2 separate regions of the Homo sapiens genome follow, and region 2 is linked to region 1. Evidence: read pairs that join two places in POLR2A ChIA-PET (ENCODE). Cell type or tissue: GM12878. All regions are shown on one strand. Each heading gives the region's core, and the rest is flanking DNA. Links, peaks and the distances in the headings are about the cores only.

The links. ChIA-PET counts read pairs that join two places held together with the same protein. Peaks named below come from ENCODE experiments on the same cell type or tissue, not always from the same donor. Only the 100,000 strongest peaks of a DNase experiment are listed, where the experiment ranks them.
Region 2: POLR2A ChIA-PET joins it to region 1 with 6 read pairs; 2 of 35 experiments call an interaction of 5 or more read pairs at or near these places.

What each region holds. Positions count from the first base shown.
Region 1 is chr7:39,680,822-39,688,691 of GRCh38, forward strand. RALA (RAS like proto-oncogene A) reads left to right here. Exons shown (of 5, transcript NM_005402.4): 2 at 5,810-5,960. The coding sequence starts at 5,847. Among named protein-coding and RNA genes, the nearest start is that of LINC00265, 49 kb to the right of the region's middle. In GM12878, for the core only: no CTCF peak of the experiment used is centred there; a DNase peak (open chromatin) is centred at 5,570; H3K27ac peaks cover 879 bases.
Region 2 is chr7:39,954,632-39,962,501 of GRCh38, forward strand. All of the region lies in intron 1 of CDK13 (cyclin dependent kinase 13), which reads left to right. Among named protein-coding and RNA genes, the nearest start is that of CDK13, 8.3 kb to the left of the region's middle. In GM12878, for the core only: no CTCF peak of the experiment used is centred there; no DNase peak of the experiment used is centred there; H3K4me3 peaks cover 1,471 bases.

The DNA of each region.
Region 1 (7,870 bases), core at 4,581-7,080:
TATGTATTTGAATCTGGTTTTGTATATTCTGTTCTATTGATCTATCTAGACAGGCTTGCTTTTGAATTCCGGCTCCCTCGCAAAATTATCTGTGGTTATATTTCATTGAAGAAATTTAGATACAGTCAAAGAAATAAATCTACCTGCAGCCGGCATCTATACCCCTATTCTTTGCATTGTCTTACCTCCCATTACAAAGGAAGAGATGTCCCTGCTCCTGTTATGTTCCAGGTCCTAATTCTTCTGGTTCACTCCAGAACTTTGCTCCTAGAGTTCACTCTGTCTTCTAGATCATTAATTTATGCCTCTTTTGGATGATTGTTATGCAGACATCCCCTAATAACATTTAAAAAGCAGCCAAACAAAAAGCCCTTTTCCTAACAACACCTTCCCATTATGATTGCATTTCTCCATTCATCTTGAGAGTAAAAATCCAATTCTGTACCTTCTGTTTCTCCTCAACCCAAACCCACCCTATTCCTTTTTTTTTTTTTTTTTTTTTTTTTTTTTTTTTGAGACAGAGTCTTACTCTCTAGCCCAGGCTGGAGTGCAATGGTGCAATCTTGGATCTTGGCTCACTGGAGCCTCCCGGGTTCAGGCGATTCTCATGCCTCAGCCCTGCAAGTAGCTGGGATTACTGGCATGCACTACCCACCCCATTCTTACCTCAATTGGTGAAATGACTCTTCCCAAGATTAACAACAACCTCCATCTTGCACAGAATTAGCTCTTTTTTGTCTCTCCTCATATCTCACCTCAGTCGGTCGGCAGGATTTAAGTCAGCCAGCCTCAGTGACTGTGCGATTACTAGATCTCCTGCTGAACTAGCCTGTTGAGTTGTTTCAGGGCTCTTTCCTTTGCCACTTTCTCGTATCTATCTTCATCTTCTCCCTAAGAAAGCTCATGCCATTTTGTGACTTCAAATATCATCTGTAAACTGACGTGCAATTTTTTTTCCATCTCTACCCTCATCCCTGAACTCTAGACTAAAACATTCAGTTTTTCTTGTTCAACTCTAGTTGAAATGTCTAATGTGCAAGCAGAGCTTGGGATTTCTTTCCCAGACCTATTCCTTCTTGGTCCTTCTCCATCTTAGGTATAGATGCCTAACATTCAGATATTTGGGACAAAAACTTAAAGGTTAGTCTTGTTTTCTCCCATCCAGTCAATCAGGAAGTCCTATCAACTGTTTCTTCAAAATGTATTCCAAATAACATAGTGGTTAGGAGAGCAGGCTCCCTCAGTTTGAATTCTGGCTCGGTCTTGAGCAAGTTGACATCTGTGACCCAGATTCCTCATCTGTTAAATGAAGTTAAAATAGTACATATCGCCTAGGATTGTAAATATCTGAAATGTAGTACTCAGCTGAATTAGTATGTGCAGAGTGCTCAGAACAGTGCCTTGCACTTAGTGAGTGGTCAGTAAATGTTGGTTGTCCTCAGTATAGGTGGTATTAGTAGTTATACGGGAACTGGTAATACCATTGCTGCTGCTGCTGCTGCTGCTGTACCCCAAGCCTCTGTCCTCTCTTGCATGGATTACTGGGATAGCCTCCTATACTTTCAACTCTTGATACTTCCACTGTCCATTCTCTACACACCAACCAGGGTAATCTTTTTAAAAACACAAATTTTACCACTATCCTTCTTAAAAACTCCAGAGGCTTCCCATTGCAGTTCTAGTAAAATCCAAACACTTCCGGGGCCTTCAAGGCTTTTTGTGATTTGGCCTCTGCCTACCTGTCAATTTTACCTCCTCTTACTCTCCAGTCATTCACTAAGTGCTGTGGTTTAAATGTGTCCTGCAAATTTCATGTGTTGGCACTTTTTTTTTCTTTCTAAGACGGAGTCTCACTCTGTTGCCCAGGCTGGAGTGCAGTGGCACGATCTTGGCTCACTGCAACCTCCGCCTCCTGAGTTCAAACGATTCTCCTGCCTCAGCCTCCCTTGTAGCTGGGATTACAGGCACCTGCCACCACACCCCACTAATTTTTTTTGTATTTTTAGTAGATGTGGGGTTTCACCATGTTGGCCAGGCTGGTCTCCTGACCTCAAGTGATCCGCCCACCTCGGCCTCCCAAAGTGCTGGGATTACAGGCATGAGCCACTGCACCTGGCCATGTGTTGGAAATTTAATCCCCAAATTCATATGTTGATTGGCAGTGGGGCTTTGGGAAGTAATTAGGATTAGATAAGATCATCAGGGTAGGGCCCCCATGATGAGACTGGTGGCTTTGTAAGAGGCAGCAAACTTGCCCACTTGCCATGTGATGCCTTCCACCAGAAGCCATGTAGATGCTGCCACCATGCTCTTGGGATTCCCAGCCTTCAGAAGTGTAAGAGATAAATTTCTTTTTAAAAAATAAATTACCCAGTCTCAGATACTCTGTTATAGCAACAGGAAACAGACTGACACTAGGCTTCATGTACTCTGGCCTTCTTCTGCTTCCTAGAACATGCTCCCCACTCCCACCCTCTTCTAAGTTCTTTGTACTTGTTATTCCCTGTGTCTGGAGCGCTCTTCCCTCAGAGCTGACTGGTTTCTTCAAAACATTCAGGTCTCAGCTCAAATGCCACCTCTTCAGAGTCATCCTTGACCATCTGGTTAAAGTAGCTCCTCCCCCCATTGCTGTCTTATTTTTTTTCATTGCACTTAGCACTAATGGTATTTGCTTATTTGTGTATGTGTTTGTCTTAAGTTCCACATAGGCAGGGGCTATGGCTTGTTTATCATTCAAAACAATATCTAGACCAGGGCTTGGGAATTAAGTGGTGGAGTGCCAAGTCTTTTAAAATGGGGGTCGAGTAGTTTTTCCTTGGCAGAAGCTTCTTTTCCTGGATAGCCTCTTAATAGTCTGGAATGTGCAGCTCATAGTTATTAGGAAATGTTTGCACTTTGGAAAAACATCCTTGGAAATCTCTGTCTTTTCTGCTTCTGAGTCACAGATTGTGTTTTAAATTATTCTAGAAGGAAAAGTGTTTTAACCCAGTTGTAGTGACTGCTAAGTGTTTTCTTTTGAACACACACACACACACACACACACACACACACAACTCTTAGAGTATTAATTGATATGGTAATGCCCTGAGCTCATGTGATATGTACTGTTTTAAAAATAAAACAGTAGATATATTAGCTGTGACATGATTATAACTGCCAGCAAGTAATGATCATAATAAAGAAGTCACTTCCTGATGTATTTAGGAACACCAGCAACAGCATGCTTCATAAACTGGCTTAGACTTGGTATCTTTCAGACTTTTAGTTACCTGCAGTGTACTGTAATTTTCACTGTTTTTGAGCAGTGATAAGCACTCACAATCTAATGGTCATGTTCTCAATACCCAGGTAAAAGAGTGGCTGAATTTGTGTTTGTTGAGTTAAATTGAACTCTTAGCCTGTAAGTGTAAATTTTTTGCCATACGCTTAACAGTTCAAACTGCTTCTGCTAAAATGCTTTTGATAGAATGATAAGAACAGGATGAAAAAATGCATTTATGTATATGTGATCTCAGTTATGTTAAATGTAGATTGAAAGCAGTCTCCAAGGAGGTATGTTAGCCTGTTCATATTGCTAAATGGACAGTAGGATTATGGGGGATTTTTCTTAATACTTTTATATATTGGGCAAGCAGGCATATGGGAATGATTTATGGGTGAGACCTGAAGCCGCACCCAGTTCTTGGGTGCCCTGTACAGCCCGTATGTGAGGCACAGACCCATGGCAGATTGTCCTGGCCCATTTGTGATTGAACCTCTAGTAGCAAGAGCTGCTTTACACCGGTACAACCTAAAAGCAGGGGTGTCCAATCTTCTGGCTTCCCCGGGCCACATTGGAAGAAGAATTGTCTTGGGCCAGACATAAAATACACTAACGATAGCTGATGAGCTAAAAAAAAAAAAAAAAGAAAAAAAAAAGTTGCATAATGTTTTAAGAAAGTTTACAAATTTGTGTTGGGCATTCAAAGGGCCGCATGTGGCCCACGGGCCACAGGTTGGACAAGCTTGGCTTAAAGCATTTCTCAGGGTTAAGTCAGACTGCAAACATTTGTGTATTCATTCATTCATTCAATGCTTTTGCACTAAATGGCGGATTTTGCCAGCCATGTTAGTTACATTAAGCAGACTATTAACCCAAGTGAACATGGTCCTGAACTCACTGTTTCTGGTATACTAGAGGAATACTTATACTATTAAGTTGGTGCAAAAGTAATTGCGGTTTTGCCATTGAAAGTAATGGCCAAAACCGCAATTACTTTGGCGCCAACCTAATACATATTCAGGCAATTTCAACTTGTGATAAGGATTATGAAGGAAAAGTATCAGATGCTATCTGAGAGCACAGAGCAGAGGAGAACCTAATTTAGGTTGAGAGTTTCAGGTAAGGCTGAGACCCAAAAACCAAGAGGAGTTAGCCAGATGGAATAAGAATATGCCAGACAGAGGAAGCTGCATGGCAAAGGCCAAGAGGCTTAGAAAAGTGAAAAACAGAAGGAGACCGTTGTGGGTCTGATGCAGCTGAGCTAGGAAAGATTGGCCCAAGATAGAGAGGTAAACAGGAGGGGGCGTGGTTCTGGGAGCTGCAACTTAGAAAGCTGTTTGTGTCCGAAACAAGTCAAAGAGTTGCTGAGGACAAGGGGTGCAACCCCCTCAACCCCCAATAACAAAAAGTCTCTTTGCTTGGATCTCCACACACGTTCAGAGTGTTTGTTGTGGCCTCACAGGATTTTTTCTAAGGCCAAGTCAGCATGGCCGAAGGTCACTACAACTTCTGTAAGAACCTGGCCTCTCCACACTGAGTGTAAAAATGTATTAAACAGTGGATGCTCTGAGAAAAGTGAAGGCATGCTAGATCCAAGCATTTAAGTTAGATTGGCCAGCCATCCCAAGAAACAGATGTTCCAGTAATCTGTTAGTTGGGGTATACAGTGTTGAATTCTGTTTATAATTCTACCACCAAGTTGTTGGGATGGGATGTCTTCTTCTATAAAATAGCAGTAAGTAAGCATTTCAATGAGGTCCTTAATGTGAGGCATGATGTAGTAAACACATTAGCAGTCTTTTTTTGGTCACTTGTTTCTTACTCAAGAGAAACATCTTGGTCGGGGGTGCGGTGGCTCACGCCTGTAATCCCAGCACTTTGGGAGGCCAAGGCAGGCGGATCATTAGAGGCCAGGAGTTTGAGACCAGCCTGGCCAACATGGCGAAACCCTGTCTCTACTAAAAATGCAAAAGCTAGCCAAGCATGGTGGTGCGCGCTTGTAGTCCCAGCTACTCAGGAGGCTGAGGCACAAGAATCGCTTGAACCTGGGAGGTGGAGGCTACAGTAAGCCGAGATCACGCCACTGCACTCCAGCCTGGGCGACAGAGCGAGACTCCGTCTCAAAAAAAAAAAAAAAAAAGGAAGAAACATCTCTTTAATTATTGCCAATATAAATTAGTGTGAAAACAAAGAGATCCTTTAGCCTGCTTTCGTATCTGTGTGGACATATTGCAGTGCAGCTGATACCCCATTATTGTCAGCATGCAGTTGTACTGGGAAATTTTCACTTTTGATCATAGCTCATTACTGAAACCCAACTATTTTAAGAGAAATGCCCTTGAGTCATAGGCTTGTTTTATTGCCATGGTATTCTCTGATAAATGGTTCATGGTTTTTCCCCTAAGTGAGCATACTTCATTTGCCATCTGTTTAAAATCACTACAGATTGAAAACTAGTATATTGAACTCTAAGGACATATCTCTTTCTTACACTGGAATTCTAAAGAAGAATGTACTGAGCATTACTTATTCTTTCATTCTTCTTAGATTCTTCTTAATCCTTTGGTGAAAACTGAGACACAAAATGGCTGCAAATAAGCCCAAGGGTCAGAATTCTTTGGCTTTACACAAAGTCATCATGGTGGGCAGTGGTGGCGTGGGCAAGTCAGCTCTGACTCTACAGTTCATGTACGATGAGGTAAGTGCTAATTTTATAATGGATCAAAGTTTAGGCTTTCAGAGAGTATTTCCCTAGCTTAGTTTTGGTGCTATTTTGTATGGATTGTTTGAATCCTTGAAATTACTAATAATTTTTTTTTCATTTTTGTGTTTAGAGCCATCTGTACATAACTTGATTTTACAAATCAGGAACTTATGGTCCTTAAAAACCTCAGGCTTTAAAAACAAAGCTAAACTAAAAACAGTACGCCTTTTTTTAGTAATCTAACTTTAGCTTTTTTGTTTTTAGGTTTTATTGGCGATTCCTACCTTTAATTAATAGAAGTGGTGTGTATAATACTTAAGAGAGACTTGAGGTTAACATATATAAAATATCTTTTAGGCTGGGCACGCACGGTGGCTCACGCCTAATCCCAGCACTTTGGGAGGCCAAGACAGGCAGATCACAAGGTTAGGAGATCGAGACCATCCTGGCTAACACGGTGAAACCCCGTCTATACTAAAAATACAAAAAATTAACTGGGCATGGTGGCGGGTGCCTGTAGTCCCAGCTACTCGGGAGGCTGAGGCAGGAGAATGGTGTGAACCTGGGAGGCGGAGCTTGCAGTGAGCCGAGATCGCGCCACTGCACTCCAGCCTGGGCGACAGAGCAAGACTCCATCCCAAAAAAAAAAAAAAATTCTTTTAATAAACTTGATGAAAAAGTCGTTTATTGTGTGTTTGGCATGGCACTACATTCATCATTAAGCAGGCCAAGTCACTAAAATTTATAATTACCACACAGGTTACAGATTTGTATGCATGTATTCATATCAGACTTCATCATCCCTGAGTTAAGGTGTAGCCTATATATAGCAATATAGTCTTTCCCTGCAGGAATGTTATCAAGTCTTAATGATTTAAGAGTTGGTAATCCAATGTAAGCATTTATCCTCACTTCTGTTTTCTCCCAACAAAAGCCAGGTTTTATGGTTGCAGACAACTTAGTCCTCGTAACAATCTTGTGTGGGAGATGGTGATATCCCCATTTTACAGATGTGAAAACAGAACCTCAGAGAGTTACCCAGCTTACCCAAGAAAAGTGATCTGTGATGAGCAACAAAGTGTTAAACCTAGTCTTTTGACTAAAAATATCCCTACAGATTTTTCCCACCCCATGTCTTTATCTCTTTTTTTACCTTTTATTTTTTTTAAATAGAGACCAGGTTCTCACTCTGTTGCCCAGGGCGATCCTCCCACCTTGGGCTCCCAAAGCTGGGATTACAGGTATGAGCCAGTGCACCCAACCCCCCATGTCTTTTTCTGTTGCCTGTGTCTCACCATTCTTTTTACACACATACATAAAACCCTTAAATCTGTCAGTTGCCATGCTTGTTAGTGAGCGAATTAAAAAGTTTAGGGAAGGCGTAGGCTGGAGAATCACTTGAGGCTAGGAGCTTGAACCAGCTGGCAACAAAGTGAGACCCTGTCTCTATGAAAAAATTAAAAAATTAGCTGGGCGTGGTGCTGCATGCCTGTTTTCCTAGTTACTTAGGAGGCTGAGGCAGGAGGATCATTTGCATTGGAGGTCACAGTGAGCAATGACTGTGCCACTGCATTCCAGCCTACACAACAGAGCAAGACCCCTGTCTCTTAAAAAAAAAAAAAGTTTGTGGAGAGTGGATTGAAATGGTACTTTAAATGAAATTACTGATTTATTCATTGAATTCTTTGTTTCATACTGTTTATTTAAGAGCTAATCTTCTCTCAGACTAATCCTTAAATCAGTCTCCTCTTGACAATAAGGAAGCCAAAAGTAAGAATATTCACATGCCTAATTTTTTTTTTTTTTTTTTTAAAGATAACGTCTTGCTCTGTTGCCCTGGCAGTGATGCAGTCTCAGCTCACTGCAACCTCCACCTCCCAGGCTCAAGCGATCCTCCCATTTCA
Region 2 (7,870 bases), core at 2,961-5,460, 270 kb after region 1:
CAGACCATGTGTAATGCTGTAAGAAACAGTGTAATATTTCCCCAGCCTATGCAGAACTTACATATTAATGAATTGTCAGCGTAGATATTTTCAAGGAAATGCATACACATTCAAAATAGTATTGAAATCGTGGTATGAAGATGAAAAACAATTTTAAATAAGCTGAAAATAGAGATAGGGTTTCACCATGTTGCCCAGGCTGGTGTCAAACTCCTGGGCTCAAATGATCCACCTGCTGCATCAGCCTCCCAAAGTCCAGGGATTACAGGTGTGAGCCACCACATCCAGCCTGAAGCTTTTTTTGATGTCAGATAAATAAATCCTTTTCATTTTAGTGATTTCCACTTCACAACTTGTTCTTTGTCTTCATTTGAATCTTCAGTCCTCGGCTCATGCATTTCTTTTCATCAGTTCCCTCTTAGCTTTACTTTTTCCCCTGTATAATCTGTTTGCCGTATTTTCTTTACTACTTGACTGTTGGGGTGTGGAAGGTCACGTAATCTTGCTGACTGGCCCTATAATAAATGTGAGGGTGTGCTGAAAAGAGGGGAGGGTACCGTTTGTAGTGTTTTACTGTGTGCCAGGCATTGATAAATATTTAACATATATTGACCACCAAAATCCATGTGATAGTTGGAAACATTCCCATTGATGGATTGGGAAACGGGAGCTCTAAAAGGTTTTAAGCGATTTGTTCCAAGGTCAGCTTGGATTCAAACCCTAGGCTGATTTGAAAGTACATGCTCTTAATATTAAAGAGCATGGATTTTGGTTACAATATGAAGGTGGATTTTGGTTACAATATGAAGAATTCTAACAGCAGTCTATTCATTAAAGAACATGGGCCACTTACCACTTAAAGCATATGCTTTATTGAAATTTAGTTGGCATTCAGGGGCGCTGGCCACCTCACATAATGACCTGTTTTGGTGAAAAATCAGCTTCTGCTTGGGTATTTATGTGTTGGTTTCTGTTCCTTGGCCATTTTATCAGCATTTTGAAGATTTTAAAAGATGAATCTTCTAAAGATTCTTTCAGCTTATTTGTGTTTATTTGTAGTTTTTATGAACAATTGGGTTTAAATCTTGTGGATGTTTTTCCTACTTTGTCTTTACAAAGATTGGCTAAAAACATTTCTTGAAGACATTAATTACTCTTAGTTATTGGTGGTGGTTTTCCAGAATTATTTTGATCTGAAGTTACTGATGTCAGATTAAAATCCGTGCAAGAAATTATTATGTGTGTTTTGTTCTTTCTCTAAACCTATGGAAGTTCCATTCCACCAAGAAGCACAGAAGCATTCATTATGGAATAATAAGAACCTAAGAATCTGAAAAAGATGGGTGGACTCTAAATATAAATAAGAAAAATTATTGTTATATGTGGTACCTCTGTAATGGATTATTTAGTGTTTTGTCCTGAAAACTATAGTTCAAAAGTATATGAAATGAAGATATTCCGTAATGAAAAAAAAACTCAAAAAATATGCCACTGATTTAATATATACTTAATAGAAATAAGTCATGAAAATCCCTAGGTGAATGGAATTCTTAAAATGCTTTTAAAAAGTGTCAAAAAATAGGATACTAGAACAAATGGAGAAACTCTCAGAAGGGAATGGAAGTTTAGGTTAACTGTCTTAAATTTCCAAAGCTGTAATCATTATTTTCATTCTCAAAGTGATGGCCTTGTGTTTTGCTCCTTCTCTGACCAAACTTCACCTGACATTTACATCTACTCAGTCCTTATCACATTTCTTTTCCGCTAACGCTAATATTTATTTCTTTCCATTTCTATCACCATTTCAGGTTAATTAGCTAGACTTCATGTTACTGTGAACATTCTTCTCGTTTCATCCATTCTTCTCAGTTCATTCTGTATCAGGAGAGTTTTCTTAATATCTTTGTTTAGCTCATGTCACTCCCATTATATTAGAATTATTATTAGAATAAACCTAAACTTTTTTTTTTAGGGATAGTGTCTAGGTCACTTGCCCACCCTGGAGTGCAGTGATGATGTGATCATGGCTCACAGCAGCTTCGAACTCCTGGGCCCAGAGGATCCTCCTGCTTCAGCCTCCCGAGTAGCTGGGATTACAGGTGCATGCCACCATGCCTGGCTAATTTTTGTGTTTTTTGTAGTGATGGGTTTTACCATGTTGCTCTGACTTGTCTTGAACTCCTGGCCTCAGACAATCCTCCCGCCTGGGCCTCCCAAAGTGTTGGGATTACAGGCAAGAGCAGCTGTGCATGGCCAAGTCTAAACTTCCTAATGTTCCATCAGTTAATGCCTTTTATGATCTGGCTCCATTCTATCACAGTTCTGTTTTCAAAGACATTTTTATTTCTATTTTTATACTTGCTGTTCTGTTAGCTTAAATGATAAGAGACACTCCAAACTCTCTTTTGCTCTTCATCTCCAGCTTTGCATTTAAAACTCAGCTCAAAAATCCCACTGTCGTGTGTGTGTGTGTGTGTGTGTGTGTGTGTGTGTGTGTGTGTTTTGGTAGAGATGGTGTTTTACTGTGTTGCTCAGGCTGGTCTCCTGGGGTTGAACAATCCTCCTGTCCTTGCCTCCCAAAGTGTTGGGATTACAGGCATGAGCCAGTGTGTCCAGCCTTAAATCCCACTATCTTGAGACCTTTTTCCATTCATCTAGATAAAAGTTAGTTTTTTTTCCTGTGCCCCCACAGCACTTTATCTTTGTTGTAGAGTTTTAAAAAATTCTGTTTAATATCTGCTTAGTTGGCTGGCTGCCTTTGTGTTTTCCCTACTAGATTGTAAGCTCCTAGAGGACAAATTACAGAGCTTATTTATTGGTGGTTTAATTTAAATACATTTTTTCTCTACAGATTAGTGCAAACCAGTCTGCACAGATGCGAGTTATATCTGTAAACTTGCTTGGTATTTTGGTTTACATACACTCTCATACTCTAGGATAGGGCAGGTAATTGTTTCGATTTATAAGGAGGGAATTTAAGAACCTCCTTCTAGCTTCTACTTTATTAGAATGAGTAGAGGATGCTGGGAGTCACTTTAGTGTGAATGGAATAAATTCAGACCTAGTGTTTATATTTGCCCTCTGTTGTGCTGATCAAGATAAATTCTTGGTGCGTTTGAATTAATCTTTAAAGAGAAAATTTTCTGAGCAGACATTATGTCAAACTTATTTCCCAACTCTGAAAAATTGTAGCTATTTTTGAAAAACCAGTTGGAAGTGAATGTTGCTTAATATTCACATATAAGATAATTTTAATTTTTTCCTTTATTTTGGACTTTTTTTGTGTGAATATCATTTTGTTGTTGTTATTTTGGTTTTGGTTGGCTTTGTTTTCTATAAATTTATAAGCTTTGAAGTGGGTGTTGGAAGCAAAAGTACCAAGCTAAAATCAGAAGCATTACTTGTTTGCAGTGATTTTGTTCCTTGAATTCCTGCACATTTAAATTGTGGAAGAACCTAGTGTTTTTTATGTATTTGGAAAGTAAAATTGATGTACATTAGAGGATAAATATAGGTAAAACTGGAATGTAAGTAAAATGGAAATGAGGTTAGTGAGAGGAACCGAAAATGGTAAATGATCTACACGCCTCCCTGCTTTTCTGTTTGCATTTTCAGTTGCATAGGGGCACTTTCACTGGGATATTTTATTGGCATTCCAAACTCAATTTACCTAACATTAAATTATTTCACCTTTCTTAGAGTCATTTTTTTTCTGTTACTGCTCTTTATTATTTTTCACCTGTTTGCAAGCATAATAGAGGCTAATGGTAGAAATTTTCCGTTAGTATAGAAAAGTATAAGAGATTAAAAGGCCCCTTAGGTCCAGCTACCTGATGAGATGATCACTCATGACATTTTGATAAATATTTTTCTAGACTTTTTTATGCATATATGCACAGGGATGTATGATTTTTCCATAAGCGGGAACATGTAACAATGCTGTCTTGTAGCCTGTACTCCACAGTACAGCATACCATTTTTATTAGTAGCTCCTAGTATTCTGTTGTATGGATATAGCATAAATTGTTTGGCTGAATCCACTTTGATAAATTCTTAGTTTTGTTTTTTTTTTAATTTTTGCTATGTGTGTATATCTAAAGCAAATTTTTTTTTGTGTATTTGTTCCATTATCTTTAGATTGAATTTCCTGGGGATAAAATTTTTGAGGCAAAGGTGGTATATACATTTGTAACATTGATACACTTTCAAAATGCCTTTCAGAAGGCTTTTACAAATTTACATTTCCCAACAGTGTGGAATTACCCATTTCCTGAGTCTCACCAACACTTGGAGTTGTCACATATTCCATTATTGGTTTTTTTTGTTGTTTTGTATTTTTAGTAGAGATGGGGTTTTGCCATGTTGGCCAGGCTGATCTTGAACTCCTGACCTCAAATGATCTGCCCACCTTGGCCTTCCAAAGTGCTGGGATTATAGTTGTGAGCCCCTATTGGTGCCTGGCACCATTATCGTTTCATTCATTTGCATTTCTTTGATATTTAATAAGGTTTAATATATTTTCATCTGTTTACTGGATATTTTAATTTCTTTCTTTTTTTTTTTTTGCTCTTGTTGCCCAGGCTGGAATGGTGCGATCTCGGCTCACCGCAACCTCTGCCTCCCGGGTTCAAGCGATTCTCCTTCTTCAGCCTTCCGAGTAGCTGGGATTACAGGCATGCGCCACCATGCCCAGCTAATTTTGTATTTTTAGTAGAGACGAGGTTTTTCCATGTTGGTCAGACTGGTCTCGAACTCCTGGCCTCAGGTGATCCACCCGCTTCAGCCTCCCAGAGTGCTGGGATTACAGGCGTGAGCCACCGTGCCTGGCCTTTTTCTTTCTTTTTTTTTTTTAATTGAGACCGGGTCTCACTCTGTCACCCAGGCTGGAGTGCAGTGGCACCATCTGCTCACTGCAACCTCCACCTCCCAGCTCAAGTGATCTCTCACCTCAGCCTCCCGAGTAGCTGGGATCGCAGATGCATGCCAGCATGCCCAGTTAAATTTTTTATTTTTGGTAGAGACAGCGTTTCACCGTGTTGCCAAGGCTGGTCTCGAACTCTTGAGCTCAAGCAGTCTGCCTGCCTTGGCCTTTCAAAGTGCGGGGATTACAGGTGTGAACCACTGCACCTGGCCAGATGTTCTAATTTCTTGATTTTTTTTTTTTTAAATTAACTTGCAAGACCTACTTGTGTGTTATAGCTACTAACTTGTTTTTTTTTTTTTTTGCGGCATTAGCAAGTATTTTTCGTGAGCTTGTCTTTTATCTTTTAACCTTCTTTATGTAACGTTTTATTTTAGGACTAGGTTTTTGATTTGTCTCTGTGTGTGTGTGCACACGTGTGTTTTAAGTGGTAGTAGTTTCTCCCAGGTACCTAGTGTCAAACTTTAGTAGTACTTTTATCTCTTCATAGTTGTAATGAACTTCTTGTTCTGTAAAGTTTTTTCTTTTTTTTTTTTTTCCAGTGGTCTTTTGGTCCATACATTTATCTTGGAATGCTTTGTTAGTTCTGCTTGCTTTTAGATTTCTCTTTGAGCCCCTCCTGTTCTCTGCATTCAGATTTAAAATACCACTTTCATTTGATCATTTTTTTTTTTCTATAAGATACTTACAGAATCAAATACTTTTTTTTTTGAGATGGAGTCTCGCTCTGTCACCCAGGCTGGAGTGCAGTGGCACGCAGTGTCATGATCTCGGCTCACTGCAAGCTCCGCTTCCCAGGTTCACACTATTCTCCTGCCTCAGCCTCGCGAGTAGCTGGGACTACAGGCGCCCGTCACCACGCTTGGCTAATTTTTTTTGTGTTTTCAGTAGAGACGGGGTTTCATCATTTTACCCAGGATGGTCTTAATCTCCTGACCTCGTGATCCGCCCGCCTTGGCCTCTCAAAGTGCTGGGATTACAGGCATGAGCCACCGCATCTGGCCATCAGATGCTTTTAAAATTAATTTATTTATTTAAGATGGAGTCTCACTGTTGTCGCCCAGGCTGTAGTGCAGTGGCGTGATCTCGGCTCACTGTAACAACCTACGCCTCCTGGGTTCAAGCTGTTCTTCAGCTTTAGCCTCCTGAGTAGCTGGAATTACAGGCGCCTGCCACCATGCCTGGCTAATTTTTGTACTTTTAGTAGAGATGAGGTTTTGCCATGTTGGCCAGGCTGGTCTCGAACTCCTGACCTCAGGTGATCTGCCCACCTTGGCCTGTCAAAGTGCTGGGATTACAGGCGTGAGCCACCGCACCCGGCCAATTTATTTTTTATTGACAAATAATTGTATATGTTTATGTGTGTGATGTTTTGGTGTTTACCTGTGGAGGGCTTCAATCAAGATAATTAAGAAATCAGTCACATCACATACCTATTTTGGTGGTGAAAACATTTTTAAAATAATTTTTTTTTTAACACAGCTCGAAACAGCCATTGAAGAAAACATTTTAACTCTACTCTTTGGCTGGGCACAGTGGCTCACGCCTGTAATCCCAGCACTTTGGGAGGCCAAGGTGGATGGATTACTTGAGGTCGGGAGTTCAAGACCAGCCTGGCCAACATGGCGAAACCCCGTCTCTACTAAAAATACAAAACATAGCCAAGCATGGTGGCGTGTGCCTGTAGACCCCAACTACTCGGGAGACTGAGGCAGCAGAATAGCTCGAACTTGGGAGGCAGAGGTTGCAGTGAGCCGAGATCTCGCCACGACACTCCAGCCTGGGCACAAAGCAAGACTCTGTCTCAAACAAAAAAACTACTGTTTTGTCAGTATCAGAATATGCAGTGCATTATTGTAGTCACCATTCTGCCCAATAGATCGCTAAAATTTATTACTTCTGTCTATCTGAAACTTTGTGTCTTTTGATCAACATCTCCCTTTCCCTATACACTCCTCTCCCCTAGACCCTGGTAACCACCATTCTACTCCCTACTTCTATGAGTTTGAATTTTCTAGATTCCACATATAAGTGAGATCATGCAGTATTTATCTTCCTGTCACAAATGACATAATTTACTTCTTTTTTTTTTTTTAATTATACTTTAAGTTTTAGGGTACATGTGCACAACGTGCAGGTTAGTTACATATGTATACATGTGCCATGTTGGTGTGCTGCACCCATTAACTCATCATTTAACATTAGGTATATCTCCTAATGCTATCCCTCCTCCCTCCCCCTACCCCACAACAGTCCCCAGAGTGTGATGTTCCCCTTCCAGTGTCCATGTGTTCTCATTGTTCAATTCCCACCTATGAGTGAGAACATGCGGTGTTTGGTTTTTTGTCCTTGCAATAGTTTGCTGAGAATGATGGTCTCCAGCTTCATCCATATCCCTACAAAGGACATGAACTCATCATTTTTTATGGCTGCATAGTATTCCATGGTGTATATGTGCCACATTTTCTTAATCCAGTCTATCATTGTTGGACATTTGGGTTGGTTCCAAGTCTTTGCTATCGTGAATAGTGCCGCAATAAACATACATGTGCATGTGTCTTTATAGCAGCATGATTTATAATCCTTTGGGTACATACCCAGTAATGGGATTGCTGGGTCAAATGGTATTTGTAGTTCTAGATCCCTGAGGATTTGCCACAGTGACTTCCACAATGGTTGAACTAGTTTACAGTCCACCAACAGTGTAAAAGTGTTCCTATTTCTCCACATCCTCTCCAGCACCTGTTGTTTCCTGACTTTTTAATGATCACCATTCTAACTGGTGTGAGATGGTATCTCATTGAGGTTTTGATTTGCATTTCTCTGATGACCAGTGATGATGAGCATCTTTTCATGTGTCTTTTGGCTGCATAAATGTCTTCTTTCGAGAAGTGTCTGTTCATATCCTTCGCCCACTTTTTGATGGGGTTGTTTTTTTCTTGTAAATTT